3 separate regions of the Homo sapiens genome follow, and regions 2 and 3 are each linked to region 1. A link is a loop called in an ENCODE intact Hi-C map of the cell type or tissue named here. Cell type or tissue: heart left ventricle. All regions are shown on one strand.

Region 1 (8,000 bases):
TGTATATTTCTTGCAGTTTCCAAAAGGGCATGTGACTACTTTCTAACTAGCTCCAAGGAAATGGTGTGAGTCAAAGCAAAATGGTTGTCACCCAGTATTGCAGTTGTGATTTTCATACAAGAAATATTGATGCAAGGTGATATATGAAATGAGATGTGGTAACACATAGGATCTTGTGTGCAATATGCTGTTAGTGCATCTCAGAAATGAGGAAATACCAACTTGCATCTTCCTTGTGGAACTTACAAAAAATAAAGGTAGCGTTTTTTCTTCCACAGCAGCTGGAAATGAGCATAGTGACTAAGCATCATTCTAACAAAGATTTGTTGATTCAGAGTTTCAGGAGGTAGATAAAGAGTAGTAATAGTCCAAGCCAGATGCTGACATCTATTAGTTTTCTGCCCTTGGTGTGATTGATGAGCTCAGTAATAGAGGCTAATCAGGTTATCCAATTTAATGAATTCATATATTTATAAATAAATTTCATTACAAATTATAAAATAGCTTAGATGCCTTGAATTACAAGCCACAAAGAATAGAACATCTAATAACCAAAAGTAGGAGTTAATAACAGAAAAGTGCAACTTTTGAACATTATAACCTACGAAGAAACTTTTTTTTGAAATTTATTTATGTTTTGTAGAGACAGGGTATCCCTATGTTGCCCAGGCTGGTCTTGAATTTCTGGGCTCAAGTTGTCATCCTGTCTCAGCATCCTAAAGTGCTTGCATCACAGGCATGAGCCACTGCACCAGGCCAAAACATTGGATTTTATTGGGAATTTTAAAATAGTTTCAGCAATAAGGTTGAACAACAAGGTATTTCATTGCTTCACTATTTATTCGAGCATTTTAAAAACATTATCATGTTGAATCTTTATAATAAGCTAGTGAAATCAGGCTCTAAAATTCTCATTTTTAGAAGACGTTGAGCCTAACAAGCAACTTGTTCAAGAAAAAATACCTGTTGGTTACCACACTAGGACTTATTCTGAATTAAGGACATTTTCCATTATGCCAAGCTAACTCTAGTTAATTTACGGAATTATGCTGACCTCAATTCATGAGTATTTCATCTTACTTTCTTTCTTCTTTTATTAGCAGCTTAATAAGTTCCTAGAGCTTACAAACTTAAAGTCTCTGGAATAAGTAATGTTCTGCTGTTAGCTCTGATATTGTCTGAAATAGTCTAAGAACTTAATAAATTTGGAAAATTTGGTAAATGTTAAAATAGTAATTTTATTTATTACATTTTTATACATAGCATTCATCAATGTCTTTTGGAATATAAACAAAAGATATCTAAAAATCCTCAAAATAGCAATCCAGGTAAGACTTCTGATAGTAAACTACTCTTGGTGGTGCTACCATAAGGTTATGGAAATGTTGATCATACAATAGCAATTAAAAAAGCAATGTGGAAATAGGATGTGTTTACATATATACATATGTGTGTGTGTACATATATATATATAGCTTTGATTCAATTTTTTAGTTTATAATTCAGAATTAGTTATAGGTAGTTTATAATCTCAGAAAATATTATCTGAAAAAATATGTTTTTAATTATGGTCCCTAAAATTTTATATAATACTTTTGTATAAATAAGTAAAACAATTTTTTTTTTTTTTTTTTTTTTTTGAGACGGAGTCTCGCTCTGTCACCCAGCCTGGAGTGCAGTGGTGCAATCTCTACTCACTGCAGTCTCCGCCTCCCAGGTTCAAGCTATTCTCCTGCCTCAGCCTCCCGAGTAGCTGGGATTACAGGCACCTGCCACCATGCCCAGCTAATTTTTTTGTACTTTTGGTAAGACGGGGTTTCACCATGTGGGCCAGGCTGGTCTCAAACCCCTGACCTCAGGTGATCTGCCTGCCTTGGCCTCCCAAAATGCTGGGATTACAGAGATAAGTTAGGTTCTTAAGAGATGTGTATTAAAAGCTCCTACTTTAATTATATTTTTATCCAAGTTTTTTTTTTAATTGTTTAAAATGTACACATTTTACTGTGTATTATTGTACATACAGATTTTTTACTTATATTTTCTTCAAAAAATAGCTTTTATCTTAACAATGATTCTATTTATTCTGATTTATACTTATAACTATTGATTTCAATTCACCTGACATTAATATTGCCATTCGTGCTTTCTTTTTGTTGAGTTTGCTTTGTTCTCACCTTTTTTTTACCTTTATCTACCTATCTTTATTTGTTTTAAAGTGTTCTTCTTATAAAAACAAACATGGTATAAACATATTCTGATTAATGTGATAGTTTCCGTCCTAATAGAAGTACGCAGACTGATCACATTTATTATAACAATTGATATATGTGATTTATTCCTTCTGTCTTACATTGTGCTTCATCTTTATTTTACTGTTGGCCTCCCCTAGACTTTCTTATCTTTTTCTGATTTGAAATCCACTCTTTTCCCCGATACCCCACACTGCTGTTGATTTGGAAACTTGACTGAAAAACAATTCTACAATTCCATTCATAGTTATCTTCTTTATTTGCCACTTTCATGGGAAAACAAGTTTTTCGATTTTTTCCTCACTAAGATTCTATTTGTCCATTGCTTTCCCCTTCATCCCAATAGATGAGACCTTTAGAATGTTTTTATGTTTTGCATCTAGTTACGTAGCTGCTAGATTTTGCTGAGATAGTTTAATATTTTGAACTTCAGATTATTAGTTTTTCCCTTGAAGTGTATCTGTTCTGTTTAAAGTGTCTTTGCCTTTGACACTCCCCCATTTCTCTGCTCACCACCACCCTTTTTTCATGGTTCCATCTTCAAGTCCCTGTCTTGATTATTTTCTTAAGTGTTTTGCCCAAACAGGATGGATAGGTGATATATTCTCTGAATCTTTGCATAACTGTTAGTACAGTTTTTATTTTGCTCCAACAGTTGATTGATATTCATTTGCATGTAACATATCATCATGCCTCTTTATCTACCGCCTGAGCCATATTCTCCAGGCTAGCTTTTATCCGTAGTAAGCTGATATTTTAATCTCTGTCTATCTACTGCGTGGTCTCTTATTCTGAATTTCGACTGAAGAGAAAAAGGAACATGGTTGCTTTTTTTTTAATGCAGCAATAAAGAATAAATAGAAAAATTTGCAATGTTTATAATTGCTTAAATTGAAATATCATATGTATATATATGAATAAGCAAGAATAATATTCTGAGTACATTAGTATTATATTGAACGTTAAATACTGATTGATCCAACTACTAGTCATTGAGCTCCTGGAAGCCAGGGACAACATTTTAAACATTTCTGTGTCTCTAATGTATTTGCTGGAAGACAAAATATATTTCTCTTCCTACCCTTCCTCTCCCCCAACTCCTCCAATCTAAAATTGACCCTGTTTTCAGTACAACAAGATTCCAGATGGAAGTCAAGGTATATAGTGATTTTATTAACCCCGGTAGCAAAAATATTGTTTCAATAAAGATAAAAATTTTACATTCCATCTATGGTTTCCTTAATTTAAAAATATATTGGTAATACAGTTATATAGTTCAAAATCAAAGTGATATAAAATGATATTCATTAAGCCATCTTGCTCCCACCCTTGTCTCTATCAGGTTTGTACCTGTTTTTCCCTGCAGAGTTCATGCATTCAACAAATATTTATTAAATATTTATTGAGTACTTAGGTGCTCATTGTGTGCCAGACACTGTTCTAAGTGCTAAGGGCACAGCAATGGAAACAACAACAACAACAAAAAAAAACCAGGAAAAATAATTGTGGCCGCAAGATGCTTACGTCTAGTAGGAGAGACAAATTAACAAAACAAATAAGTTATATCGAATATTAGGAGATAAGTGCTGCAAAGGAAAAGAAAACAGGTGTGCACCACCGTGCCTGGCTATTTTATTATTATTGTTTTTTTAGAGATGAGGTCCTGCTACGCTGCCCAGCCTGGTCTCAAACTCCTGGGATCCAGCGATCCTCCCCTCTTTGCCTCCCAAAGTACTGAGATTACAGGCATGAACCATGTGCCCAGCCAATATATATATTTTTTCTTTTGAGACAAGGTCTGGCTCTGTCGCCCAGGCTGGAGTCCAGCGGCTCACTGCAACCTCCGCCTCCTAGGCTCAAGGGATCCTCCCACTTCAGCCTCCTGAGTAGCTAGGACTACTGGTGCATGTCACCACACTTGGCTTAGTTTTGAATTTTGTTTTGTAGAAACAGGGTTTTGCCACATTACCCAGGCTGGTCTCAAACTCCTGGGCTCAAGAGATCCAGCCACCTTGGCCTCCCAAAGTGCTGGGATTACAGGCGAGAGCCACCATACTGGGCCAAGATTTTTTTTAATTGGTTAAAACAAAGGTTTGGTATTGCCTAAAATAACTAAACAAGGTGGTATTTTATACACAGTTTAGTCAAACTGAGTATTTTCTGTCTTCCTTTCAAACACTGATTCAATGTGATTTTTGAGTGTGTTTTTCTCATTATTTGTCTTGCGAAAGAATTTCCTCCTTATTTGAAGAAAAGATATAGTTTGAGGAGACAGTAGTGGCGCTTCGGCCGCGCCCAGGGCCGCGGTTCGCTCTTCCCCGCGTGCGACCAGGCTGCCAGCACTGGGGACCTCTGGCGCCCGCCCGTCCGCAGCCAGCGGGGACAGCGGCCGCTCTGGGGAGGCGGCGGGGCAGGGGCGAGGGGAGGCCCAGCCCGGGGTCCGCCGAGCGTGACCTTCCCCGGGGCGAACCTCCTATCCCCACCCCTTCCCGGAATCCGTGCAGGGGCACTGGCCACGCCTGCAATCATAGCAAAAATGTCCCAGTGGGGACCATTCAGTAGCAAGAAATAGCACGGCGCGCCACCCTTACAGTCACTAACTCTTTTGTTCTCCGTGTTTAGGTAGAAACATGACTCAGAGAATCGGGTTCCCGCTCTGCAGCCTAAGCCAGAGGCGATGGTTTCCGCTTCTGCTTCTCTTGGCAGTGACCTGCCTTGACTTGGTCTGCTGCCTTTTGCAATCTGCTCTTGAAGGAAGGGCCAGCCTCTCGCATCTTCCTAGGAACAAGTCCGACCACGATCAGGGCTATTGTGAAATTAGCTAAATTAGTCCGTTCTCTCGACTTTTGGACTCTCTCCTCTGAATGCCTTATAGGTATAGTTTGGCAATCTCGCTCACACCTGGGTGTGAACCTGCGTGTACCCAGCCCGGGAGATATCGGGGTCTGTACAGGATTGGTACCCCTTATGGGTTAGAGAGACCTTCTTTCCTTAGCTCCAAGGCCAGATCTACGGGTGCTGTTCCGGTGCTGAGAGACAGCGTGTTTCTAACAGAAAATAAGTGATATAATTAAGGACTCAGCGCATGCACTCAAACACACAGAGCCAGTGAGATAATGGGTAAGCATTAGAGATACAGAAATGCAATTTAGTCCTCAAAAAATTCACTCTAATGAGGAAACAGACCAGCAAGTACGTAACTGCAGTTCTCTGATTCATGTATTTTCTTATTCTTCTTGCATTAAAGAATGCGATAGCCTCATAGCTGGGTACATTAATTTCATATTTAATCGTGTGGGTTTTTTTATGGAATGAAGACATCATAGACCATGTAAAGACATCTGAGAAAATAAGCCAGTTTGATGGTGTTTTTTGCATCTTGAAGAATAGTATGTAAAAATATGCAAAGTGCTTTACAAGCAAAGATTGTTAATAAGTACCTGTAGCTTACCTGGTTTAGATTAGGTTTATATGTTAAGAAACATCCAACAGGTATAATTTGCCAAGTAGAGTGTAGCAATAAGCACTCAGATTGTACTTGACAATCCTATGACTAAGACATTATCATTTGTCCTTTTTTTATTTTTTAAAGATAAGGAAACACATAGAGGAAATACCATATTGTCAAATAAGTATCACACTCAAGCTCACACAGTTGGCAAGTATGGCACTACACAATTTTGTCAGGCCATTTTCATATAGAGATTGCTTGGCCACATTAAAACAGAAAATGTTGCTTTTAAAATGATGCTGTAGGCCAGGTGGGGTGGCTCACGCCTGTTATCCCAGCACTTTGGGAGGCCGAGAGGGGTGGATCACTTTAGGTCAGGAGTTCCAGACAAGCCTGGCCAACATGGTGAAACCTCTACTAAACCTCTACCAAAAATACAAAAATTAGCTGGGCATGGTGGTGCATGTCTGTATTCCCAGCTATTTGGGAAGCTGAAGCAAGAGAATTGCTTGAACCCAGGAGGCAGAGGTTGCAGTGAGCCGAGATTGCGCCACTGCACTCTAGTCTAGGTGACAAAACGAGATTCTGTCTTTAATAAATAAATAAATAAAAAGGTGCTGTAGTATTGCAAGGCTAAGTAGGGTCAGCAGATGAAGTTCCTCAAGACTTTCAACATTACTGTATAGCTAAACTCTTGAGAAAAAACAGTAACCTACCAATTGGACATATGGAATTCACAAGTAGTTCTTTTGACACAACTAGGCCAAGCATGAGTTGAGGAAGTTAAAAACATTATGTGAATTGTGCAGGTAACTGCTAAAGAACAGACTTCTCTTATGCAGTCTGAAAACAACTTTAGTCTATTTTGCTGCCCTTAGACAAATGAAAAGAGCCAGTACAGATGTATAAAAATGGCCTATGTGTAACTGAAAGTGATCAAGGTTGTCGTTTTGATGTTGGAGTGTTAGCTACCCTCGAAGACATTTTCTTGCCGTATTGATGGTAGTATTTAAAACATAATATCTACAATAGTACCAGGTTTTATAGCCAAAGAAATTGTAAATATAATACCAGGCCAGGCACAGTGGGTCATACCTGTAATCCAAGAACCTTGGGAGACCGAGGTGGGAGGATCGCTTGAGGCCAGGATGTCGAGACCAGCCTAGGCAACATAAGCAAGACCCTGTCTCTACAAAATAAAATTAGCCAGGTGTGGTGGTGTGTACCTGTAGCCCTAGCTACTCAGGAGGCTGAGGCGGGGAAGGTTGCTTGAGCCCAGAAGTTCGAGAGTTCGAGGCTGCAGTGAGTTGTGATCGTGCCACTGCAGTCCAGCCTGGATGAAAGAGTGAGGCACTGTCTGTCTCCAAATAAATAAATAAATAATCCTATGCATTACTGCGTCTTGGTTCACAGTACTGTGTAAAACGTCTCATCCTGACGTTACTAGATAAATGATCAATAAATTATCCGAATTATCTTACTCTGGTAAGAACATTTATTGAGAGAATAGGTTCAAACATTTGCAGTGAAAGGTTAGAAGTTTTTGTGGATTTCATAGTCTTATGCAAAACTGAATTCTAAAGAATTTAATGTTGCCAGTACTGATCTTCCTGAGATTTCTCTGGGGTTTTTAGTCAATGACTTCTTAGCTTGTTAAAGCATCACATAGGTGAGGGTTGAATATGCCTGAAATAGCCTTTTTTGTTCCATGGCTGGTGAACACACGTATTGCCCAAGCAGCTATCTTGCCAGAATATGCATCAAGTGGTACAAAATGATAACCACTAATGGAACGTGATATGCTGCCCCTGCCATACCAATGTTAGAACATTATAAAGGATATTGCGTTAATTATATAATCTAGTTAATTCCACACAGAGGCTCTCCTACAAAAGAAGAAAACATACTGTTGATCTTCCACTTATAATCATATTGTCTGGTTTTCTGGTATGAATGTTAAAATCTGCCATTTTTTGATTGAGTACACATTTATTCCCCCAGGATGCTACCTTATAATACATCATGGTCTTAAGGGAACATATAAAGGGCTAAATGTGGCCATATGGCCCATATTAGCCTGTTTTTATTACTCATTTGAGGAAGATAGAAAATTGCTGTTGTAACTGATATTTAGTTCACTTAAGCCTGGATGGAATAAATTGGCGTTACTCCAGACAGTGGAGCAAATTGTCATAATGCTACCTTTCTCCACTGATTTGAAATGTCATTTTCACTATATAGGAAATTCTTTATAGCTTCGGGTTGTTTCTGTGCTTTTTATTGAGCTCCATTGATCTTTG
Region 2 (8,000 bases), 690 kb before region 1:
AAAAAAAAAAAACAAGTCTTGGCTGGGCACATGTCTCACGCCTGTAATCTCAGTACTTTGGAGGCAAAGCGGGGAGGATCGCTGGATCACAGGAGTTTGAGGCCAGGCTGGGCAGCATAGCAAGACCTCATCTCTACAAAAAATAAAAAATTAGGCAGGCACGGTGGTGCACACCTGTTTTCTTTTCCTCCATAGCACTTATCTCCTAATATTCGATATAACTTATTTGTTTTGTTAATTTGTCTCTCCTACCAGAAGTAAGCATCATGCGGGCACAATTATTTTTCCTGTTGTTTTTTTGTTTGTTTGTTTTTCATCGCTGTGCCCTTAGCACTTAGAACAGTGTCTGGCACACACTGAGCACCTAAGTACTCAATAAATATTTGTTGAATGAATGAACTCTGCAGGGAAAAGCAGGTACGAAATTGATGGAGACAAGGGTGGGAGCAAGATGGCTTAATGAATATCATTTTACATCACTTTGATTTTGAACTATGTGACTGTAGTACCTATATATTTTTAAATTAAATGAAGAAAACCACAGATGGAATGTAAAATTTTTATCTGTATTGAAACAGTATTTTTGCTACTGGGGTTAATAAAATCACTCTGCCTTGACTTCCATCTGGAATCTTGTTGTACTGCTGTACTGAAAACAGGCTCAATTTTAGATTGGAGGAGTTGGAGGAGAGGAAGGGTAGGAAGAGAAATATATTTTGTCTTCTAGCAAATATGTTAGAGACACAGAAATGATTAAAATGTGGTCCCTGGCTTCCAGGAGCACAATGTCTAGTAGTTGGGTCAATCAATATTTAACATTTGATATAATACTAATGTACTCAGAATATCATTCACACTTATTCATAAACATACATATGATATTTCAATTTGAGCAATTATAAACATTGCAAGTTTTTCTATTTATTATTTATTGCTGCATAAAAAGGCAGCCATGTTCCTTTTTCTCTTCAGTCTAAATTCAGAATAGGAAACCACACGGTAGATAGACAGACATTAGAATGTCAGCTTACTACTGATAAAAGCTAGCCTGGAAAATATGGCTCAGGCGGAAGATAAAGAGGCACGGTGATGTGTTACATGCAAATGAATATCAATCATCTGTTGAGTAAAATAAAAACTCTACTAACAGTTATGCAAAGATTCAGAGAATATATCACCTATCTACCCAGTTTGGGCAAAACACTTAAGAAAGTAATCAAGACAGGGACTTGAAGATGGAACCATGAAAAAAGGATGGTGGTAAGCAGAGAAATGTCTCCAAATGGGGGATGGGGGAGTGTCAAATGCAAAGACACTTTAAACAGAAGAGATACACTTCAAGGGAAAAACTAATAATCTAAAGTTCAAAATATTAAACTATCTTAGCAAAATCTAGCAGCTACGTAACTAGATGCAAAACATAAAAACATTCTAAAGGTCTCATCTTATTGGGATGAAGGGGAAAGCAACAGACAAATAGAATCTTAGTGAGGGAAAATAGCTAAAAACTTGTTTTCCCATGAAAGTGGCAAAAAAAAGAAGATAACTGTGAGTGGAATTGTAGAAGTGTTTTTCAGTCAAGTTTCCAAATCAAAATGGGGGATAAGCAGAATGAGAAGTGGGTGCATGCAAAAAAGCGACCAACCAGGAGAGGTAACCTTGATTATGACAGCCCACTCTCATGATAACTAATCCATTCCCATGAGAACTAACCCTGAAAGAGATTAATCCATTTTAATGACCTAACCACCTCTTAAACCACCTCCCAGCACTACCACATTAGGAACCAAGACTAAACATGAATTTTGGAAGGGCCAATCCATATTCAAAGCATAGTACTCCATATCTTTATCTTTTCACAGTTTGATAGCTCATTTTTTTTTCTTTTTTTGAGACAGTGTCTCCTTCTGATGTCCAGGCTGGAGTACAGTGACACAATCTCACCTCATGACAAACTTCACCTCCTGGGTTCAAGCGATTCTCTGGCCTCATCCTCTCCAGTAGCTGGGATTACATGTGCCCTACCATTTCTGCCTAACTTATGTGTTTTTAGTAGAGATAGGGTTTCATCATGTTGCCCAGGCTGGTCATGAACCCTAGGCGCAAGCAATCCACCTGCTCCGGCCTCCCAAAGTGCTGGGATTACAGGCATGAGCCACTGCACACAGCCCATTTCTTCTTATCACTGAATAATATTCCATTGTCTGAATGTACCACAGTTCATTTATTCATTCACCTAGCGAAGGACATCTTGGTTGCCACCAAATGTTGGCAATTATGGAAAATGCAGCTAGAAACATGTGTGCAGAGATTTGTGTAAATATCAGTTTTCAACTCATTTTGGCAAACAGGAGTGCAATTGCAGGATCATATGTTAAAGTGTGTTTAATTTTGCAAGAAACTGCCAAACCGCCTTCTTAAGTGGCTGCTCCATTTTGCTCTCCCTCCAACAATAAATGAGTGTTCTTATTGTTCCACATCCTTGTCAGCATTTGGTATTGCCAGTGTTTTGAATTTTAGCCATTCTAATAGGTATGTAGTGGTATCATTTTTAATTTGCTATTCCCTAATGACATATGATGTTGGGCATTTTTTTCATATGCTTATTAGCCACCTGTATCTTTTTTGGTGAAGTGTCCATTCAGATCTTTTGTCAATTGTTTAATTGGACTGTTCATTTTCTTATTGTTAGGTTTTAAGGGTTTGTATATTTTGGATAACAGTATTTTATCAGATATGTCTTTTGCAACTGTTTTTCCCCATCTGTGGCTTGTCCTTTCATTCTCTTGATTGTGTACTTCACAAGAGTTTTAATTTGAAGGAAGTCCAGCTTATCAATTATTTATTTCATAGATGATGCCTTTGGTGGTGTTGTATCTAAAAATTCACTGCCATACCCAAGGTCATCTAGATTTTCTTCTCTGTTATCTTCTAGAAGTTTTATGGTTTACTTAGGTCTCTGATCCATTTTAAGTTAAAATTTTTTGAATGATGTAAGATCTGTGTCTAGGTTCTTTGTTTTCGTTTTTCCATGTAGATATCCACTTGTGCCAGCACTATCTGTTGAAAAGACTATCTTTTCTTTATTACCTTTGCCCCTTTGACAAATATTTGTATAGGTCTATTTTGGGGCTTTCTATTCTGTTCCACTGATTTATTTGTCTATTCTTTGCCAATACCACACTGTCTGGATTGCCGTAGATTTCTCGTAAATCTTAAAATTGGGTAGTGTTAGTCCCTGAATTTCTCCTTTTCTAATATTGTGTTAGCTATCCTTGTTTCCTTTTTTTTTTTTTTTGGCATCTCCATATAAACTTTGGATTCAATTTGTCAATATCCACAAGACAAAATGTTGAGATTTTGATAGGGATTGCATGGAATCTGCAGAGCAAGTTGGGAAGAACTGACATTTCGCAAATGCTAGGCCTTCCTATCCGTGAACATGGAATATTTCTCTATTTATTTAGTCCTTCTCTGATTTCTTTAATCAAAATTTTGTAGGTTTCCTTTTAGATCTTTTATATATTTTGTTAGATTTATGCTTGAGTATTCCATTTGCAGGGAGGGATGTGAACACAAATGGTATCTTTTTAACTTCAGCTTCCAATTGCTCATCGCTGGTGTGTAAAAGAGCAATTGCAATTGACTTTTCTATATTAACCCTGTATGCTACATCCTTGCTGTAACTGCTTATTAGTTCCAGGAGTTTTTTGGTCAGTTGTCTTGGTGGCCTCCTGAAGAGTCCCCCTCTAAACCCAGGGTTAAGCATTTGCATTATTTTCCTCTCCATACGTAGGACTATCAAAGGCAAGGTGGGGAGAGTGCAAGGCAACAGCTCCCTGCAGTCTTCTCCACTTTAGATCATTTCATATTGTTAAGGTAAATGAGGGGAATTAACAGCTGTGGAGCAGGTTCTCAAGTATTTGCTATGAAAACCTACGTATGGTGATTTGGATTTTCACAGCTATTATATCCTGGCGGTCTTTGATGAAAGTTTAATTTTAACCTATTGTTCAATCAGTATCAGTTTTATTGGAAAAACTCATAGGAGAAAAAACAAATAATTATTTCAATAAATGTCAAAAAGGCTCTTGATGAAATTCAACACCACTCCTTGTTAACAGAATTTAAAACTTCATAAGACGCTAGCATCTGAGGAAGATGTTTTTATACTGATGAAAGGTGTCTGAAACCTACAGCAAAGGACATATTCAATAATAAAGCATGAACAGAGGTGTCATTTGCATTCAGAGTACCCAGGATTTGTTTGAATCAGTAATGGTAAGACACACGAACACAGAAATGACTGTCATGAGGGAAGCAGTTTATTTTACTACTCACAGTTCCCTAGAAGCTGTAGGCACAGCACACCACAAGGGGCAGGATAGGGGAACATCAAGGTCAGTCAGGAGGCAGCGGGAACCGGGTAAAACATGGGAAAGAATCTTTATTGCAGTTCTCTGTGAAGGAACAAGCAAGTCAGGGCAATCAGGCTTAGCATTGGCTAGTTTGAATAATGTCATTGTCTGCTGGAAAGAAGAGGCTGCTATCTGGCCCTGATGAAATTAGGGAAGCAGAATAGTAGCCAGAAATGTGAGAGTGATGAGCAAGATTAAAGACTGCAAAAGATACAAACAGAGATAAAGAAGAATAAGGAGTGAGGAAGAGATGAGAAAGAAGGGGGTATAAACTCTGGGTTGGTTGGATTATATAGGAAAGGCATACGTGCAGGCAAGTTGTTTATTACATCCAGCAATTAGCTTATCCTGAGAGGGTCAGTCCCTCCAGGGTCAACAAGGCCCAGATGTCAAAGCATCAAATTCAGAAAATAAGAGACATGATTAATACACCGTTAAAGTCAGTATTATAATTAATATTATTCAACATTATCCTGGAGTCTCTAGCCAATGCACACAACAGCAAAACCGCTAACATAAACAAATATCTGAATGGAAAAGACAGACTTTTAAATTCTCAGATGATGTATCTACTTAAAATTTAAAAACCAAGTCAAGCAATCCATTAAAAGCTATTAAGTAGAGAAACTAAAAACTGTCCTGTGTACTATATATCAGTGAAGCTCATTTGTAAAATGTAGTATAAAGGGTGATTCAGAAGAGCAACAAGAACTAAAATATTTTTAGAATTGATGGACAATTTTAAAGTCTATATGAGGAAAATTGTAAATGTTTATTGCAGATATAAAAGAAAACATCAGGAAAAAAGAGGTGCAGGTCATCACTGCTCCACCTAGTTCCAATAACCATGATTTAATTAAATAACGTGAGTTCCCCAACATGGTTCCAAATTCAGTTACCATGGTATTTTAACTGTGAGTAATTTTGTAAAGTACAAACTTTGTGTGAGCTCTTCAGTCCACAAATCACAACATAAATAACAGATGCAATCATGATCAGTGACCCATCATCTCTTTCAAAGTATGAGGTTGCCAATCGCTGCATATTTGTTACTGAGTTTATAAAGAGAGCAAAGCATGTCACTGTCTTGCCTCCTTGTCTCCTAGTGAGAAGCCCACATGACATTTTACAAAAATGAATAATCAAAAGAGGGAAGTGGTCAAAAAACATGAAACTGCAAAAAAAGAAAAAAAAGAAAGAAAGAAAAGGGATAACACAAAGTGAAATTCAAGTAGAACATAAATGTAGTTATAGAAGAAATAGTGGCCACTAACTGAGGCAGATGTTTGCTTGGTATTTCAATTAGTTTTGACAAATAAATCAATTCTGAATCTGACTGAAGCTCTATATTTACAGAAATACAGGGAGCACAGACACGTGTTGTGTTAGGTTGTTTTTCTGTTGCTATAAAGAAATACCTGAAGCTGGGTAATTTATAAAGAAAAAAGGTTTAATTGGCTCGCAGGTCTGCAGGCTTAACAGGAAGCATGGTGCTGGCACCTGCTCAGCTTCTGGGGAGGTCTCAGGAGGCTTCCATTCATGGCAGAAGGCAAAGTGGGAGCAGGCTTCTCATATGGAGAGACTGGAACTAGAGAGCAAGCGGGGGAGGTGCCACACACTTTTTTTTTTAAATTATTTTACGAAATCTAAAAGAGTCATATTTATTATCATCCCATATGTCATTTGTCTCCTTCAAGTAATATTATATTGTTTTGCATTTAAATTAGAGGTACATGAACTTCATTTTATTCAAAATATTTAGGTTTCTTAAGAGTTTATTTTGGAATTACATTTTGAAAACAGTGGTCACAAAGTAAAACATTTCGATTTTGACATTTCTTAAGCCAAAAGAAGACATAAATTTAAGACCTTATCTAGTTGTTCAGCTCTCTTTCACCTATCCCAGGATGTTCCATCAAATATTCATTCCCTCTCCCTCTCTTCCTCTTCTTGTCTCCTCTGCTTCTATCGGTGCCTTCCCATAACCTAGATATGTGAAGAAATATCTTTAAAATCTTAAAAGCAAACAGAATTTTAAAAAAGCCCTTTTCCACTCTGCTTATCTCTGTAGCATGGTCCTCTCTTTTCCCCTCACAGCCAAGCTCCTTGAAAGCATGTTCAGCACTCACTGCATTGCGTTTCTTCCTTCCCCATCTGGTACATTGAGGCATATCTGGCTGTGACCTCCCCAACTCCCCTGGAATGGCCCTTCCTCATCTCATCAGTCATTAGTTCATTTTTGTCTTTCTCCCTAGGCTGTAAACTCCTTTAGATCATATATTGTGTCTTAATTCTTTTTGTCTTTTTAGAGGCTGACATGTAGCAAGTGCTCCATAAGTATTAATTAAATTAATATTGCCTTGCTTTAATGCTTCACAACACTCACAGCATCCATTTGAACCAGAGACCAAAATAAGTAAAAAATTTTCAGTTTGAACTTTCTGATATGATCTATCAGAATTGCTAACTTTATGGGACCAGGTGCATCCCCATGCATTGCTCATCTGATGAATTAGTGACTTGCATTGGTAGATCTCTGTTGTTCTTTTGGTGGTGGGGTAGACTCTGGTTTTAGCCTTAACCAAGGTACAGATATTTCAACAATTATTGCTTTTCACTTTTTATAAAATGTTAGTTTACAAATTGCTTTCTTTTTGAAACAGAGTCTCACTCTGTCATCCAGACTGTAGTGCAGTGGGGCAATGTCGGCTGACTGCAGCCTGCGCCCCCCGGGCTCAAGCAATCCTCCTGCCTCAGCCTCCCAAGTAGCTGGGACCACAGGCATGCACCATCACACCTGGCTAATTTTTGCATTTTTTCATGGAGATGGGGTTTCACCGTTTTGGCGAGGGTGGTCTTGAAATCCTGGGCTCAAGCAATCTGCCTGTCTCGGCCTCCCAAAGTTCTTGGATTACAGGCATGAGCCACCAATCCTGGCCTATAACTTGCTTTGATTGCTGGCCTTGAATTTCATTCATGATCCCAATGCTCTTAATTCTTTTGTCTAAGGGCTTGTTACAAAAATTATTCTATAAAGCCCTTTAAGATACCCTTGAGAGGATTTCAAAATAAAACAACTCAAAATTTCCCCCAACAAAATAAAAAATTCAACTAGAATCCAGGATTATACAAAGCATTTTGAGGAATTAAAACAATTTCCAGTCCTTTCAGGTGCCTTCCTAGAATAACTATCTAGGAATTTCTGCTTCATAATCTTATGAACCAGACATTGGCAGTTGGGTATGATCAGATTGCTGAATGTGTTATCCAGAAGATACAGAATTAGTCAATGACTCTCTTGATTTTAACACGTGAGTGTACTTGTTTTTTCTTTCTAACTCCCAGGTGAATGCTGAAAATGTAGCTGAGAAAAGCTAACTGTATGTGACTATCACAGACAAAGAGCACACTTACACTAATTTCTGTAAATAAGAAACTGCTATTAAATCTTAAACTAAAGTCTTGGTCTACATTTTTTGGTCAAATATAATTACAGATTTGACCTAACTGAGAGCTCCTTAGTTTAATAGAGCCATTATTGCCTATTATTTCAGAAAGAAATAGTGTTTTCACTTTCATGAG
Region 3 (8,000 bases), 750 kb before region 1:
AATGTGATGGGAAACTTCTCACTGATGTGCTCAAGTACAGGCATAACCATTAACCCAGTAGAGTTCAGAATATCTGCCCAAATGTACATATCGTTCCCATGTATTTTAACCTAAATGGAATGTATCTTCCCTTCCAAGCTGCCTAAAGCGCTGTTTTAGGTTCATTTATTTTATTATGTTCAGAAGCATCAAATAAAAGTTAAACGTTTTTCCGGAAGACGGTATTTCTAGAAAGATTATTGGGTCAATCTATCTTGAGATCAACACTATAATTAAAAATAGCTTTCAACATCCCATGCCTTCTTAAGTCTTGGTGACCTCAGATAGACTTTCATGTCTATCTCTATAACCTTTAGAATTTGCAGGAAAATCGAGAGAGGAAAACGAGAAAACATGACAAGCAGAGCCTGTTTCCTTTCTCTGAGATTCCGTGGCTTGATTGATTGGAGTCCTGGACACTGGCTGTTTTGGTTTTGCTTTTATAATGCTTGAATAACAGTAATTGAAAAAAATAGTTATTTAGATAGTTTTTGAATTCTCTGTTATTACAATGCTGTTAGTATCCTGTAAATAAAAATGTAGGGGCAGGAAAAGGCAATCATATATATATTCTTCAACCTGAAATGTTTTCCCTCAGAGATAAGTTTAATGCCCAATTTATCCTAGGTTCTTGGTACCTATATCTCTTCTCTTTCAAATTGGCTTCTGATAGGCCTTTTACATTTTCTTAGTTTTATTTACATCGCTCTGTTTTTGTTTTTGTATTTTTGTGGGGTTTTTTTTTTTAAACTGTAAAACTCAAAATCTTCTTAAAATGAGTGGAAAATCATAATGCATTTTTTTAAATAAAGGAAGCTAATTAATGCTATGTTTTAATATTTGGAGAAAAGTAAGCTCTAAATCATGCTGTGTCAACTCATGGGCTGCAGGTGGCCCAGGACCCCTTTGAATGCTGCCCAATACAAATTAAAATATTATAGCTCTTGGCAGGGTGTGGTGGCTCACACCTATAATCCTAGCATTTTTGGGAGGTGGACTCAGATGGATGACTTGAAGTCAGGAGTTTGAGGTCAGCTTGGCCAACATGGCAAAACCTTGTCTGTACTAAAAATACAAAAATTAGCCAGGTGTGGTGGCGCATGCATGTAATCCCAGCAACTCCAGAGGCTGAGATGGGAGAGTCCCTTGAATCCAGGAGGCAGACACTGCAGTGAGCTGAGATCATGCTACTGCACTCTGTCCTGGGAGATGGAGCGAGACACTGTCTCAAAAACATTATGAGATTTTTCTCAACTTTTTGTGTTGTTGTTCATCACCTATCATCGCTAATGTAAGTGCATTTTATATGTAGCCCAAGACAATTCTTCCAGTGTGGCCCAGGGAAGCCACAAGATTGGACACCCCTGCAGTTTAAATGAACCTTTAAAATGAAAAAAAAAAAAGAATAGTTTTAAAACCAAAATATTTAGTAATTAAAACTGGCAGGGTGCTCTTAATTTTTTCTGGAGCATATGCTTGAAATAGGATAGAAGGTAAATTTGCTTTACATTCAATTTAATCCCATGAACAGTAACTCTCCCCAGTTCTCATTTTATTATGTTCCTTTGACATTAGATGCGGTAAAAACGCTGCTTTTCTGATACCCAACTAAATCATGGTCATTATGCAGATCTCTGGGACAATACAGGAAAGATGTCAGCAAAGAGAAGTGTGAAAATTGTCAGAATCAAAATGGAGTCACTTACGTTAAGAAAATGCTGACAAATAGAGCCAGCCAAGTCCATGAAACGAGAGTTTTCATGAGGATAATATTCTGTGATTTTCACTCAAGTGTAATGCAATCTTTGGTGTCTGGCTGAAAGGTCTGTACAAGTATTACGTATACCTGAGTAGGATTATTTAGATCCTGAAAATGCAGCAAAATTTGTTTCTTTATGAAAAGTTTAGTGAGATATTTGTATGTGGTGCAGGGGGTGGAAAAACTGGAGTGAAATTGGGAACTAGAGAAGGAGTACGTGGATAATAATATATGTTATGAATAATAATATATAAGCAATAATATAGGACAGTAATCCTGTATCACAGCTTATAAAAACTCAGTAATTTCTTGTATAATGCTTCTAATGGGGCATTGCAATAGGCCAACTGCAATACAAACCGCAGCATTTGGCAGAGTTTACAGAAAACATGATTTAACTTTAGTTCATGATAGAATGTGAACTAAGATTTTACAGTAGGTCCTCAAGGAGGAGAATGAACATTTAAGCCTCGTATTTTGTTTGATCATGGGAATCTTGGCTGGTATGATACTGAAATGACCCAATTCCATGATAATTGAGGCTTCGAAGTGTGTTTAAGACTTATGGCTTGATGTGTGATCCATTTTTACCGACGGTTTATGTGTACTTGGGTACAATATACATGTTCTTTAGAACAAGCTTGTGAAGCATGTTGCACAAATCTTCTGCCTGCAGCCTGTTATCTGGTCTGTCGCATCCATCAATTACTAAGAAGAATGTTTTAAAATCTTCTGAGGGCAAATTTGTCAGTATCTTTTCATTGTTCTGGCAAATTGTGCTTTATATATTCCGACACTGTTTATTATTAAGTGTAAACAAAAATTACGTATGTGACTTCCTGGTGAATTGAACCGTCCATCACCATGCAATGTTTTCTGCTTTTTGTCTTGTACTCATGCAGCTGTACTGTCTTTTTTCAGGTATTTGCCTGACAAATCTATTCATGCACTTTCAAACTCGTCATGCCTTTATGTTCTACATTTGCCACTTGTAAATGACATATAAGCAGATTTTGTTGTGTTTATATCTAGTTAGTAATTATTATCTTTTAACTGCAAGTTTATTCTTTTTAAATTTTTTAATTTTCTTTTTTTTTTTTTATTTTTAGAGACAGGGTCTCATTCTGTCACCCAGGCTGGAGGGCAGTGGTGCAATCATGGCTCACTGCAGCCTCAACCTTCTGGACTCAAGCCACCCTCTTGCCTCAGCCTTCCAAGTAGCTAGGACTACAGGCTCATACCACCATGCCCAGCTAATTTTTTTTTTTTTTTAGTAGATATGGGGGTCTCACTATGTTGCCTAGGCTGTTCTCTAACTCCTGGCCTCAAGCAATTCTTTTGTCTTAACCTCCCAAAGCGCTGGAATTACAGACATGAGCCAAAACGCCCAGCCTATTATTTTTACTCTGAATGTGATTACATAGTTTGTTTTTAACATCTTATTTTGTACTTACTATTACCCTGGATTCTTCTGGGATTTTTGCTTCCTTTCTTGTCTACTTCATGTGATTAGGATTTTCCTCTTATCCTCTTTTTGAGGCTTCTTGTTGAAAACTTATATACTGTATGTATTCTTTTAATAGCTACCTATAATGATAATATCCATACTCAAAGTCTCAAGTTAAACAACTTTAAACTAGAAAATACATGGACTTTGGACCACTTTGATTTCGCACACACACACACAAACACACACAGAGACACACACACATATTTTCTAGTATTTGAGGTACAGCTGAGTATTTTTTTCCTAGAATATCTTTATTTCACCCTCATTCTTCAAAGATGGTTTCAGTGGATGTAAAATTTCAATTGATGGTAAAAACTCTTCGTTTTTTGAGGGGATTGTCCCCACTGTCTTCTCCCTTTCACTGTTGCTGTTGAGAAGTTACCTGTGAAATTATTATTTCCATTAGGTCATCTCTTTGTTTCCCCTCTGCATGATTTTAAGACCCTTTCTTTGTCTTTGGTGCATAGAGTGGGTCTAACTCTGAATTTATTTTATTAAGTTGTCTGATAATTCATTGAGGTTTCTGAATTTACAAATATCTGCCTTTCACTATTCCAGAAAATTGTAATTTATTTTGTTTTCAAACATTGCTTCTCCTTTTTTGCTTCTTCTGAAACTCTAATGAAATGTGTTAAATCGTCTAACACTAGCTTCTTTATCTCTAAATTGTGTGTATTTTCTATTTCTTTATCTATTCTGGATATATTCATCAGATCTTAATTCCCATTCACCAATTCTTTCTTCAGCATAATCTAATCTATGTTAAAGTCATCCATTTTTGGTTTTTGTTTTTTGAAATAGACTTTATTTTTTAGACCAGTATTAGATTCACAGCAAAGCTGAGCAAAATGTACAGGGAGTTCTCATTTGCCACTTGCCTCATACGTGCACAGTCTCCTCCACTACCACAATTCTACAAAAATAGCACTGTAACAATTGATGAACCTACACTGACACATCATTAGCATCCAAAGTCCATAGTTTACTTAGGGTTTACTCTTGAGGTTGCACAATCTGTGGGTTTTCAGAAATGTACAATGACATGTATCCACCATTATAGAATCATGTAGACTAGTTTCACTGTCCTAAAAATCCTGTGTTCTGTCTGTTAATCTCTCCCTCCCCTTTAAACCCTGGCAACCACTGATCTTTTTCATTGTCTCCATAATTATACCTTTTGCAAAATATCATATAGTTGGAATCATACAGTATGTAGTATCTTTTTTGGTGAGGTGTCATTCAGACCTTTTGTCACTTTGTTAACTGGACTGTTCATTTTCTTACTGTTGAGTTTTAATGGTTTGTGTATTTTGGATAACAGTATTTTATCAGATATGTCTTTTGCAAATGTTTTTCCCCATCTGTGGCTTGTCTGTTCATTCTCTTGATTTTGCACTTCACAAGGATTTTTAATTTGAATGAAGTCTAGCTTATCAATTATTTATTTCATGGATGATGTCATTGGTGGTGTTGTATCTAAAAAGTCACTGCCATACCCAAGGTCATCTAGATTTTCTTCTATATTATCTACTAGAAGTTTTATAGTTTACTTAGTTCTCTGATCCATTTTAAGTTAAATTTTTTGAATGATGCAAGATCTGTGTCTAGGTTCTTTGTTTTTGTTTTTCCATATGGATATCCACTTGTGCCAGCACTATCTGTTGAAACGACTATCTTTTCATTATTACCTATGCCCTTTTGTTAAATGTTTGTATAAGCCCATTTTGGGGCTTTCTGTTCTGTTCCACTGATTTATTTGTCTATTCTTTGCCAATACCACACTGTCTTGATTGCTGTAGATTTCCTGTAAATCTTGAAATTGGGTGGTGTTAGTCCCCTGATTTTCTTCTTTTCTAATATTGTGTTGGCTATTCTTGTTTCCTTTTTTTTTTTTTTTTTTTTTGCCTCTCCATATAAACCTTGGGTTCAATTTGTCAATATCCACAAGATAAATTGTTGAGATTTCAATGGGGATTGCATGGAATCTATAGAGCGAGTTGGGGAGAACTGACATTTCACAAATCCTAGGCCTTCATATCTACAAACGTGGACTATCTCTCTATTTATTTAGTTCTTCTTAGATTTCTTAAATCAAAATTTTGTAGGTTTCCTACTAGATCTTTTATATATTTTGTTAGATTTATACCTAAGTATTCCATTTGCAGGGAGGAATGTGAACATAATGGTATATTTTTAACTCAACTTCCAATTGCTCATCGCTGGTGTTAAAAGAGCAATTGCAATTGACTTTTCTACATTAACCCTGTATGCTGCATCCTTGCTATAACTGCTTGTTAGTTCCCAGAGTTTTTTGGTCAGTTGTCCTGGCGGCCCCCTAAGGATTCCTCCTCTAAACCCAGGGTTGAGACTTTGCATTATTTTCCTCTCCATACATATGACTATCAAAGGCAAGATAGGGGAGAGTGCAAGGCAAGAGTTCCCTGCAGTCTTCTCCACTCTACATCCTTTCATATTGTTAAAGTAAATAGGGGAAATTAACAGTTGTGGAGCAGGTTCTCGGATATTTGCTATGAAAACCTACGTATGGTGATTTGGACTTTCAGAGCTATTATATTCTGGCGGTCTTTGATGAAACTTTAATTTTAACCTATTGTTCAATCAGTATCATTTTTTATTGGAAAAACTCATAGGAGAAAAATCAAATAATTATTTCAATAAATATCAAAAAGGCTTTTGATGAAATTCAACACCACTGCTTGTTAACAAAATTTAAAACTTCATAAGAAGCTAGCATCTGAGGAAGATGTTTTTATACTGATGAAAGGTGTCTGAAACCTACAGCAAAGGACATATTTAATAATAAAGCACAAACAGAAATGTCACTTACATTCATACTACCCAGAATTTGTTTTAATCAGTAACGGTAAGACACACAAACACAGAAATGACTGTCATGAGGGAAGTAGTTTATTTTACTACTCACAGTTCCTTAGAAGCTGTGGGCACAGCACACCACAAGGGGGAGGACAGGGAAACATCAAGGTCAGTCAGGAGGCAACGTGAATGGGGGAAAACATGGGAAAGAATCTTTATTGCAGTTCCATGGGAGGGAACAAGCAAGTCAGGGCAATCAGGCTTAGCATTGGCTAGTTTAAATATTTCATTGTCTTCTGGAAAGAAGAGGCTGCTATCTGGCCCTGAGGAAATTAGAGAGGCAGAACAGTGGCCAGAAATGTCAGAGTGATAAGGAAGAATAAAGACTGCAAAAGAGATAAACAGAGATAAAGAAGAATAAAGAGTGAGGAAGAGATGAGAAAGAAGGGGGTATAAACTCTGGGTTGGTTGGATTATATAGGAAAGTCATGCATGCAGGCAAGTTGTTTATTACATCCAGCAATTAGCCTATCCTCAGAGGGGCAGTCCCTCCAGGGTCAACAAGGCCCAGATTTCAAAGCATCAAATTCAGAAAATAAGAGACAAGACTAATACACCATTAAAGTCAGTATTATAATTAATATTATTCAACATTATCCTGGAGTCTCTAGCCAATGCACACAACAGCAAAACCAACAAGGTAACAAATATCTGAATGGAAAAGACAGACTTTTAAATTCTCAGATGATGTATCTACTTAAAATTTAAAAACCAAGTCAAGCAATCCATTAAAAGCTATTAAGTAGAGAAACTAAAAACTGTCCTGTGTACTATATATCAGTGAAGCTCATTTGTAAAATGTAGTATAAAGGGTGATTCAGAAGAGCAACAAGAACTAAAATATTTTTAGAATTGATAGACAATTTCAAAGTCTATAAGGAAAACTGTAAATGTTTATTGCAGATATAAAAGAAAACATCAGGAAAAAAGAGGTGCAGGTCATCACTGCTCCACCTAGTTCCAATAACTACGATTTAATTAAATAACGTGAGTTCCCCAACATGGTTCCAAATTCAGTTGCCATGGTATTTTAACTGTGAGTAATTACGTAAAGTACAAACTTTGTGTGAGCTCTTCAGTCCACAAATCACAACATAAATAACAGATGCAATCATGATCAGTGACCCATCATCTCTTTCAAATTATGAGGTTGCCAATCACTGCATATTTGTTACTGAGTTTATAAAGAGAACAAAGTATGTCGTTGTCTTGCCTCTTTGTCTCCCAGTGAGACGCTCACGTGACATTTTACAAAAATGAACAATCAAAAGAGGGAAGTGGTCAACAAACATGAAACTGCAAACAAAAAAAAAAAAAAAAGAAAAAAGGGATAACACAAAGTGAAATTCAAATGGAACATAAATGTAGTTATAGAAGAAATAGTGGCCATTCACTGAGGCAGATGTTTGCTCGGTATTTCAATTATTTTTGACAAATAAATCAATTCTGAATCTGACTGAAGCTCTATATTTACAGAAATACAGGGGGCACAGACACATGCTGTGTTAGGTTGTTTTTCTGTTGCTATAAAGAAATACCTGAGGCTGGGTCATTTATAAAGAAAAAAGGTTTAATTGGCTCACAGGTCTGCAGGCTTTACAGGAAGCATGGTGCTGGCATCTGCTCACCTTTTGGGGAGGCCTCTGGAGGTTTCCATTCATGGCAGAAGGCAAAGTGGAAGCAGGCTTCTCACATGGAGAGACTGGGACTAGAGAGCAAGCTAGGGAGGTGCCACACACTTTGAAACAACAGATCTCCTGAGAACTCACTCACCATCAGTGGGACAGCACCAAGTTA

What was found. Peaks named below come from ENCODE experiments on the same cell type or tissue, not always from the same donor. Only the 100,000 strongest peaks of a DNase experiment are listed, where the experiment ranks them.
Region 2: a loop joins it to region 1, with 17 times the contacts of the local background. A loop is called at or near these places in 26 of 110 quality-filtered maps.
Region 3: a loop joins it to region 1, with 31 times the contacts of the local background. A loop is called at or near these places in 13 of 110 quality-filtered maps.

The regions. Positions count from the first base shown.
Region 1 is chr10:27,315,216-27,323,215 of GRCh38, forward strand. It overlaps the pseudogene ODAD2P1 and the pseudogene RNU6-666P. Among named protein-coding and RNA genes, the nearest start is that of LINC02673, 24 kb to the right of the region's middle. In heart left ventricle, no CTCF peak of the experiment used is centred here; a DNase peak (open chromatin) is centred at 4,786; H3K4me3 peaks cover 709 bases; H3K27ac peaks cover 661 bases; H3K27me3 peaks cover 1,277 bases.
Region 2 is chr10:26,623,150-26,631,149 of GRCh38, forward strand. No RefSeq gene overlaps it. Among named protein-coding and RNA genes, the nearest start is that of FAM238B, 16 kb to the right of the region's middle. In heart left ventricle, no CTCF peak of the experiment used is centred here; no DNase peak of the experiment used is centred here; H3K27me3 peaks cover 1,974 bases.
Region 3 is chr10:26,567,587-26,575,586 of GRCh38, forward strand. It overlaps APBB1IP (amyloid beta precursor protein binding family B member 1 interacting protein), which reads left to right. Exons shown (of 15, transcript NM_019043.4): 15 at 1-217. Among named protein-coding and RNA genes, the nearest start is that of LINC03028, 7.7 kb to the right of the region's middle. In heart left ventricle, no CTCF peak of the experiment used is centred here; no DNase peak of the experiment used is centred here; H3K4me3 peaks cover 151 bases; H3K27me3 peaks cover 248 bases.